3 separate regions of the Homo sapiens genome follow, and all the other regions are linked to region 2. A link is a contact called in ENCODE Hi-C or POLR2A ChIA-PET data. All regions are on one chromosome and are shown on one strand. Each heading gives the region's core, a stretch centred on a gene start or an enhancer-like site at or near the end of the contact. The rest is flanking DNA. Distances are from core to core; before and after follow the strand shown. Region 1 overlaps CABLES1 (Cdk5 and Abl enzyme substrate 1). Region 2 holds the start of TTC39C (tetratricopeptide repeat domain 39C). Region 3 has its middle 64 kb from the start of CABLES1.

Region 1 (2,700 bases), core at 36-2,535, 780 kb after region 2:
AATTGTACGGGGATCTCTGACAAACTGTTATCTGGCTCCCACCCCCAGGCAGTTGGCATGGGCTGTGACCTGGACACCAGGAGTTTTAAACACTCCCCAGGCGATTCTAAACTGCAGCCATGTTTGGGAATGACCAGGTCTTCATGTTCTGACATCCAGTGCCTGTTAGTCAAAGGCACCTCAGACCCACAGCATACTTGCTGTGTGGCCTGGATGGAGGGACCATATTCAGGGGTCATCTCCTACAACCTATGCAAGAACGAATATAAGGCAGGGGCAAATTGCTCCCAGCCAAAGACAAAGTCATCAGGTAAGAAGAGAGGAGGGAGCCAAGCGAGTGGTGAGAAGAGAAGGGAAAAAAGCTATCCTCCAATATAGAAAAAAAAACAGGGATGCTCTGATTCTGTTGAGCCATCATCCTAGTCTCTGGGCATTACATGAATGAGCCGGCTCCCTTATCCTACCCATAATGTGGAGTCTAATTAACAGAAATGCCCAAGACCTTCTGTGCCCAGTAAGTGCTGCATTTCCACAGCAGGCTTCCTGGGAGGCCATGGTAGTGCCACCCTCAAAACATCTCTGGAGTCCCGTTCAGAATCGACACCAAAGTCATGCAGAAGAAAGCCAACAACCAACTCTGTTCACACCCACAAGACCGTCTGCCCTACTGCTGCAGCTGCTATGCAGGCACCCCAGGGCGATTCTCAAAAGGCTTCTTAAAGCAATTAAGGATGGAGATGATGAATGCACAGGGGCACTGGCATAGGGAAGTGCCTACAAAGCAAAAACGTGAACAAGGCAATGAAGCAAAAATACCTGCGGTGGGCAGGGAGGGAGGGGACTGACCACATGCAGAGCAGGACAAAAACAGCAGTGTCTTCCTTTTCATTCAAGGACCAGCAGCTCAGTTCCATGGGCTTCCTACTTTTCCAAAGCCAAAGCCAGCAAGCATGGTCTTCAAATTCCCAACTCCCAAATAATTTTCTCCTTGTTTCCATTTTGCCAGATGGAGAATGTTACTTAGGGCTGAAATTAAGAGAGAAGTAGGGAATATCTTTTTGGAGTGAGTAGGCCAAGGGAAATAAGGAGAATTCCAATAAGCCCATACTGAGAGGGTTCTCAGATGGAGAGCTGGCTGCAGGCAGGGGCAGTCTCAGTCCATTTTCATATCCTGTCTATACAACGTCTGATATGTAACGAACTATTTACTGAGCTGAGCTAGTGTGGCTCTTTGCTGTCTCGCCGGTACTGGTACATGCAGATGGCATGAAACTTGGGTGATTTTCCACTGTGCCCCTTTTCATCTGTCTTCAATTTGCTCACAGGCTCACTGCTTCCCCGGGGCAGCCTTGTCCTGGCCAGCTGTCTGCCTGCCGCCAAATGTGCACATCACACATCACAGTTAACAGAACCAAACCAGTCGCGCCTCTTCCACACTCCCCTTCTTGGCATTTCCTCCAAAGGAAATGAAGCCCTAACAAAAAAAAAATATAGTCATGTGCTCGTATAAAGTCCAAGATTCTATTCCATGAGATAAAACCCAAACCCATTTAAAGAAACAGGGATTCTTAGAAACAGGGATTCCAGTGGATTGTCCAAGCGTCTCAGCGACACTTGGGACCACAAGAAAGACGGGCAAGGCTCCACCAACCCTACCCACAGAACTGGTCCCTCGAGAAATAACGTGACTCACTGCAGTCACCACTTCCCCCTGGCTTTCTACTTACGTCATTCTACTTTCTAAATTGCTAAGGCTAAGCCGAGTAAGAAAATAAGCAAGAATAGTGGGGCCACCCTCAACTGCTACTGGAGACACGTGAGGCTTGTTACAGACCAGTGCCACGCAACAGAACTTCCTGTGATGACGGAGATGGTCCTTATCTACCGTGTTCCATACGATGGTTACGTGTGGCAACTAAGTGCTTGAAATGTGAACAGTTGACTGAGAAACTGAATTTTTATTTAATTTTAATTAATTTAAATGTAAATTGCCACATGTGGCTAGTGACTACTAAGACCCAGTGCTTCCTTGGCAGGACTTTTGCTACCCTTATTTTATAAGTTCCTATGGCAAGATAATATAGTCATAGATACTCAGTGACATGGATTTGGTCTCCCAGTTTTCTTCCCAAGAGTGGCCTATTTTCTGCCTATTGCCTCTGGGGATGTTTAAATTACAGGCCACTGCAGAGGGAGCAGCAGTGCAAGATTCTCCTAAGTCGGAAGGGAAATGACCATGGGGTCCATGATCAAATGGGACCCATGCCTTGCACCATCAGCACCCCAAGAACAGGGCTCCCAGCCATGATAAAGATTCGTAATTCACATCTGGCACAGAGCAGCAGATCTTTTTGCCTGGAGGGGTCACGGGGCGGGTGTGACAGTTTTGGCAGTGCTAGGGCAACCAAAGGAACAACAACCAGCATGTGTTCCCCAAATCCTAGGCATTACAGTAGGTTCCAGGCCCTTCTTTGCACAATACTGGAGATGGGGAGGGAGGAATGCCCAGTGAAAAGTGAGTCTCAATTTCCCCTCAGCCTTGTAGAAGGGGGGTTTACAGTTCATATTAAGTAGATTTAAAAAGAAGAAATGAGGTATTTCTTGTACGCCAAAGCTAGTCACACTTCAAAACTTCGCTGATACAGTAATAAATATCATCTCAGCTCTAGAACACTGACAGCTTCGTGATGGCAGAGGGCA
Region 2 (2,710 bases), core at 126-2,625:
GGAAGCTCTGCTGGGTAGAAACCACCATTCTCTGAGGTCTGAGACTTTAGGCATTCTCATTCTTACAGACTCTGTCTCCCGGTCACAGTTGTACATTGGTCCTCTCATTCCAACCAAACTACAGGGTCTCCATAGCGTGAAGCATGTGGTCCTTAAACGTGTTGGGGAAAGCTGCTAATCAACGTCCTTAAGGCTCGTCAACAATCAGACGGCAAATCACAAACTTGCTTCCTCAACCCGAGAACAAACACTCCAGGTCCCCAAAGAAATGAAGGTTCCTTCCACTCCCACAGGAAAACTACCAGGTTTCAGTTCTTTCGCTTTATTTTTTAAAAGACAAATAAAAAATTAACTGAACACACGTGTTTTCCTACCATTCTCATACTTTTTAAAAATCCCTCCATTTTCTTCCTTCCTTTATTTACGTTGGAAAAATTCTTAATAAATAACGCCTGCTTGAAAGACATCAGGAACTCATTTTGAGGACTGAGTTTGCAGAAGACAAGGCAGAGAGATGAGTGGGCAGAGTTGAGCTGAAATTTTTAAATTCCTGCACGGCAAAGCAATTGTGCGTATCTGTTTTCAAACAATAAAAGCGTCTGGAATTGCACAATGTTGCAGAGCCATGCGAGGCGCGAGGAGCAGGCAGCCGGAGGGCTCCGTGTCACAAAGGCTGCCGGGGCAGCACGCGAGCCAGAGTCACGACAAGCCCGGGTCCCAGGCTCGCTGCTGCCTCAAATCTCATCCGGTCCCAAAGCCAGCTGCCCTGCAGAGAGGAGCCTACCGGCACCGGGCACGTCTGTGGGAGGGCGAGGCTGGGAGAAAGTGAGAGGGGGACTGCGGGCGCGCGGGGCGGGCGCGCGGCGGGTCCCGGGAGGGAAAGGACAACGGAGCCGGGGGTAGGGGGTGGACGAGGAGATGTGGCAGAGGCGCATTCCCTCTGGCTGATCTTGCCAGGGAGGAGACCTGAGGACCGGAATCGGTGACCGACAGGAGGGGGAGGGGGCTCCCGGGGGCCGCAGGTCGAGGCGCGTGAGCCGGACACGAGGTGCGCGCTGCAGGGTTGGGGAATCGGGGACGCGTGGGTCACCTGTATTGTTTGAAAAGCTGGTCCGACTCCCTGAAGCCGTTGTTGAGCAGCATGTTGATGCCGGCCAGGGCCAGCTCCGCGTCCTGCAGGGGCGCCGCCGCCGCCGCTGCCGCGTCCGAGTCTCCGTCGTCCCGCCGCCGCGGCCGCTGCTGCTCCGAGCCGGCCATGGGCGTGCGAGGCCCTGCGCTGGGCCGAGGCGAGATCGGGAGCAGCTGCTGCGGCCCCGCGCGCGCCCGGAGCCCGGCTCTACCTGCCCGGAGCCAAGCGGAGCCGGGAGGGGAGGGGAGGGGAGGGGAGAAGACGGGAGGGAAGAGGAGGGAAGGACCGCGGAGGGAGGAGCCGCGGCCCGGCTGCGGCGCGGCGTGGGAGGTGGGCGTCCGGCCGCCGCCGCGGGGATTACTCAGCAGCACCCGCCCGCTCCTCTCGCGCCCTCCGAAGCACCCAACTCGCGCGGGCCCCGAAGCGGAATCCGTTTCCGGGTGTCTCTCACCCCGCCAAGCCGGTCCCCGAGCGGCGGCCGCCTCCACTTCCTGCAGCCCCCGCGCCCCGGCCCCTCCCGGGTCCCCAAGCCGCGCCTTCGCCCACCGCCCAGGACTGCTCGGACACACGCACGCGAGACCCGGAGACCCGAGCGCCCCACCCTCCCCCGAAGGGGCCGGACCCAGGAGTCGGGAGGAGGGCAAGGCGCGGAGGGAGAACGAGCGTGCGGATGTGGAAGGAAAGGGAAAGGGAAGGGGAACTCCGCCCGGGCCGCTATGCTAGCGCGCGGCGCTTTGTCCACGAGTAACTGAAACTCCACGAGTAACTGAAACCCCACGCAGCCCGCGCCCGCGACCCCAGACTTCATCCCGACCCTGGGGCCGCCCCCTAGGACCAGGGCAGCCAATTCCCGAGGAGGTGGGCGGCGGGGGCGGGGTCTCTGGCACCTGCCCCGCAGCTCCCCGGAGCCCCGCGCTGCGGGACTGCAAGGCAGAGCCCCTCGGATCCCGGTACCACCCACTCCAGCCCGCCACCAACATTTGCGCAGTGGGGCAGGAGGAGAAATGGAGGCCTATATGCCATGTGCCCAAATATTTAAAAGTTATAAATTCAGCTGCCAAAGTGTGTTCTATTCTCACACTGCCAATTATTCTTGCAAAGCTTTGGCGTTCATATGACCAAATGTCAGCAAAACATCAAAAGTGACTGAATTTAACCATTATCACAGAAGTCTCACTGTTCTGATGATGGGCTGGTGATATCTGGATGCCTAATATTCTAGAGACAAGCAATTCATAAATCATCTTTATGTTTTTTCCACAAATTTATTTTTCTCTAATTTAGCAAAATCCCTTAATGTAGTGTTGCAATCAAGATTATGCTCTAATGCCAAATTGGACAACCTTCCTTGAGTCGCTGTCGTTTTTAGAGTGTAGTTTATTAATTTCAACTTGAAGAAACTTTGCTGAAACATTTATAACAGAATTTTTTTTAAATGAAAGCAATCCTCAGGTTTAGAAATAACTCCTGAATTTTAAACATTATGTCATCCATTATCATGGGACCAATATAATAAGTTATTACAGAAAAATGCAAAATAATTTTGTCATGTAAGTTGCTTTTACTTATTTTGTAAATTGT
Region 3 (2,955 bases), core at 186-2,685, 940 kb after region 2:
TGCCCAGAGTATAAATAGCAGAAAGGAAGGAAACTAATATTTATTAGGTACCTACTTTACGTGTGTGTATGTGTGTGTGTGTGTGTGCGTGTGTTGTGTCTGTGTATAGTATATTTTGAGTCAGGATCTCGCCCTGTTTCCCAGGATGGAGTGCAGTGGTCTGATCATAGCTCACTGCAGGATTGAACTCCTGAACTCAAATGATCCTCCTGCCTTGGCCTCCTGAGTAGCTAGGACTACAGGCATGTGCCATTATGCCTGTCTAATTTTTAATTTTTAAAAATTTCCATAGAGACAGAGTCTTGCCATGTTGCCCAAGTTGGTCTCAAACTCCTGGCCTCAAGAGATCCGCCTGCCTTGGCCTCCCCAAAGTACCTATTATATTTGAAGCTACTATATTCCCATTGACTAGATGAAGGTGGCACAAATGAGGACTGAAAAAATATCTTCTCCGGGAATGAATCCTGTGAAATAAGTATTTTTCTTTCCTTTTCAAGAGAGGAGTCTGAAGATCAGAAAGGCTAAGTAACTTGCTTGAGGTCACATAGCTAGCAATGGCTGAGGGGGGATTTGAACCCCAGTCTCCATGGCTCTGAAGCCCATGCTGCTTCCCTTATGACATACTTTCCAGGAGATTTTGGCCAGGAAGGGCATATTCGTGTGTCCTGCCCAGACTGAGACGGGGCTTTGGCTTGGTGACGGTTGCTTCAGCAGAGCACGACCAGGGTGCTGGTAATTTCACCACACGCTGCCTTCATCCCAGCCGCTGTCGTCTCCTCTCTTCCAGCTGCTACCACCATCCAACCACCCCCTCTCCCTTCCGCGAATATGATCAGTGTCAGGCCAGGATGGGTTTCATATGAGGTTATGTTTCATATGTAAAGTAGTGGACAGATAGCTGATCCTCAGCTGGTATATAAAGTAGGTATTCAATATGTTTGCTTTTCCTTCCTAGCCAAGAAGACACACCATTGCCCCTCCCTCTGTGCTCCTGTCCCGTCTCTTTTGCTCCTTTAACCTCTACAGCAGTGATGCCTGCTTTAGGCCAAAAAACCCAGGTGACTTGGACATTCACGTTCAAGGCACTTCTTTTGCTAGTCACTGTATCAATTATTAAGAATACACAGGTAAATAAAGCATGGCCCCTGCTCTTGGGGAATTCACACATAACTGGGGAGAAATGTCTAAAAATGGTTAAGGCTCATTTTTGCAGGTGCATGCAGAAAGCCAGGAATGGTGGTAGGGGAGGTAATGACTCTGTCTGCCAGAGGACTGGCGAAATCCCACTAGACAATGTGATTTCCCACCTAGAGAAGAGTTCAAGGGGTGAGAGGAAGGGCAAAATAAAGACAACCACATATGTAAAGGCCCAGAGTCATGAAAGACTACAAGACATCCAGGAAGTGGTGAGAAACCACGTGTGTGTGTAGCAAACGGTGCCTGGGGAGGATGTGGGCTGACTGGGAGGGGTCTTGTGTGCAGCTTCAGAGCCTGCAATGTGCCCAGAGGCAGGGAGCCAGAGAGACTGGATGGAGGTGGAATTGATATGTAAGAAGCTCACTCTGGGCCAGGAGAGGTGGCTTATGCCTGTAATCCCAGCATTTTGGGTGGGCGAGGCCGGTGGATCACCTGAGGTCAGGAGTTCCAGACCAGCCTGACCAACATGATGAAACCCTGTCTCTACTAAAAATACAAAAATTAGCCGGGTGCGGTGGGGGGCACCTGTAATCCCAGCTGTTGGGGGCTGAGGCAGGAGAACTGCTTGAACCTGGGAGGTAGAGGTTGCAGTGAGCCAACATTGTGCCACTGCACTCCAGCCTGGGCAAAAGAGCAAGACTCTGTCTCAAAAAAAAAAAAAAAAAAAAGGAAGCTCACTTTGGCAGTACATATGTTTTGAGAATGCTGTGGTGTGGGGATAGATTTGTGGAGGAAAAGCAGTCAGGAGGCTGTCTTCCTAATTCATCTGTGGACTCCAGGGTCTCCTCTATGGTAGGTGGTGGAAGGGACAACTGAAGTGCAATGGTTGAGGTGGCATCACCAGGATTTCGTGACTGGTGGGATGTGAAAACTCAGGGAGGGGAGGCATCAAGGGTCATACGCATGATTCTCCTTGGGAGACTGAGCTGTGGGAACCATTTAACGGAGGCAAGAACACAGGAGGAGTGTCACCGACCGCAGGTTCTTGGGCCCCCATGCAACAGAAGTTGACACAAGGCCAAGCAAGTTCCCCAGACAAGACTTTATTCCAGGTTTATATTTGAACACAAGGGATACAGCACTGGAGGGAGAGTTCTCTGGCTGGCTCCCCAGGGTATGTCTGGTGTTTCTAGGAAGGTTGACAGGCATCTACATGAGCTATGTGAGTGTCGTGACATGTGCAGAGTGGAGCGCAGGGCGCACAGGTGCAGTGAGCAAGCAGGTTAGTACCCGCACCGCAGGATCACAAAATGGCAGCAAAGTCCCTTCCCGGGTGGGGATTTTAGTATTATGATGAGGCAAGGGGTAAAGGTTGGTCATTCGTCTGGTCTTGTGCACATGCGGTCGATAGGGTTAACTCCCGTGAGTAAGATTGACTGTGGGATGCTGTTTATCTTCGTTCCTTCAAGGTTTTGCAGTCAGTGGGGATGGCACCAATGATAGGAGGTGATATAAGATCTGGTAATAGGAGGGTATAGAAAAAAGTGTGTTAGAGGTGGGGGCTGAGTCCTGTCCCTACTCTGTCTCCTTAGTGGGGACAGAGGCCAAGTTCCTCCCTACTCAGGAGGACAACTTTGGCCAGGGGCATAACAAAATGAGGCTTTGATAGGTTAAGTTTGAGGTGCTAGGTGACAGCAATACAAAAACATCCAGTCAGTGGGCCACAGAAAACACAGGGCTGGGGGCTGGGAGAGAAGTCGACCCACTGGCTTATGATAGTTCAAGAAATAGGAACTGATGAGCTTACAGTGGAGAAAA

What was found. A loop is a pair of places that touch in the nucleus more often than their neighbours do. ChIA-PET counts read pairs that join two places held with the same protein, here RNA polymerase II (POLR2A). Pooled maps may share reads with other maps.
Region 1: a map of GM12878 shows a loop between it and region 2 (5-fold over the local background). The contact joins the enhancer-like site here to the promoter of TTC39C in region 2. A Hi-C loop is called at or near these places in 4 of 168 maps with a recorded cell type or tissue (GM12878, OCI-LY7, naive thymus-derived CD4-positive, alpha-beta T cell and 1 more), 12 of 37 single-sample maps with no recorded cell type and 12 of 50 pooled maps.
Region 3: a loop to region 2 is called in a map of naive thymus-derived CD4-positive, alpha-beta T cell, with 5 times the contacts of the local background. The contact joins the enhancer-like site here to the promoter of TTC39C in region 2. A Hi-C loop is called at or near these places in 1 of 168 maps with a recorded cell type or tissue (naive thymus-derived CD4-positive, alpha-beta T cell) and 8 of 50 pooled maps. POLR2A ChIA-PET finds 5 or more read pairs at or near these places in 1 of 52 experiments (naive thymus-derived CD4-positive, alpha-beta T cell).

Annotation. Positions count from the first base shown.
Region 1 is chr18:23,230,561-23,233,260 of GRCh38, reverse strand. The region is part of intron 4 of CABLES1 (Cdk5 and Abl enzyme substrate 1); the gene reads right to left. Among named protein-coding and RNA genes, the nearest start is that of CABLES1, 96 kb to the right of the region's middle. RefSeq lists enhancers at 1,191-1,240, 1,361-1,520. Within about 2 kb of position 1,285, at least 22 of the 41 ENCODE cell types and tissues checked have a DNase peak (open chromatin) inside an H3K27ac peak, as active enhancers do; they include GM12878, OCI-LY7 and natural killer cell, where a contact is called at or near this core.
Region 2 is chr18:24,013,419-24,016,128 of GRCh38, reverse strand. It overlaps TTC39C (tetratricopeptide repeat domain 39C), which reads right to left and starts at 1,375. Exons shown (of 14, transcript NM_001135993.2): 1 at 1,091-1,375. The coding sequence starts at 1,257. TTC39C-AS1 (TTC39C antisense RNA 1) reads left to right here and starts at 669. Exons shown (of 6, transcript NR_110796.1): 1 at 669-825. RefSeq lists silencers at 959-1,138, 1,219-2,138.
Region 3 is chr18:23,069,996-23,072,950 of GRCh38, reverse strand. No RefSeq gene overlaps it. Among named protein-coding and RNA genes, the nearest start is that of CABLES1, 64 kb to the left of the region's middle. Within about 2 kb of position 1,435, at least 4 of the 41 ENCODE cell types and tissues checked have a DNase peak (open chromatin) inside an H3K27ac peak, as active enhancers do.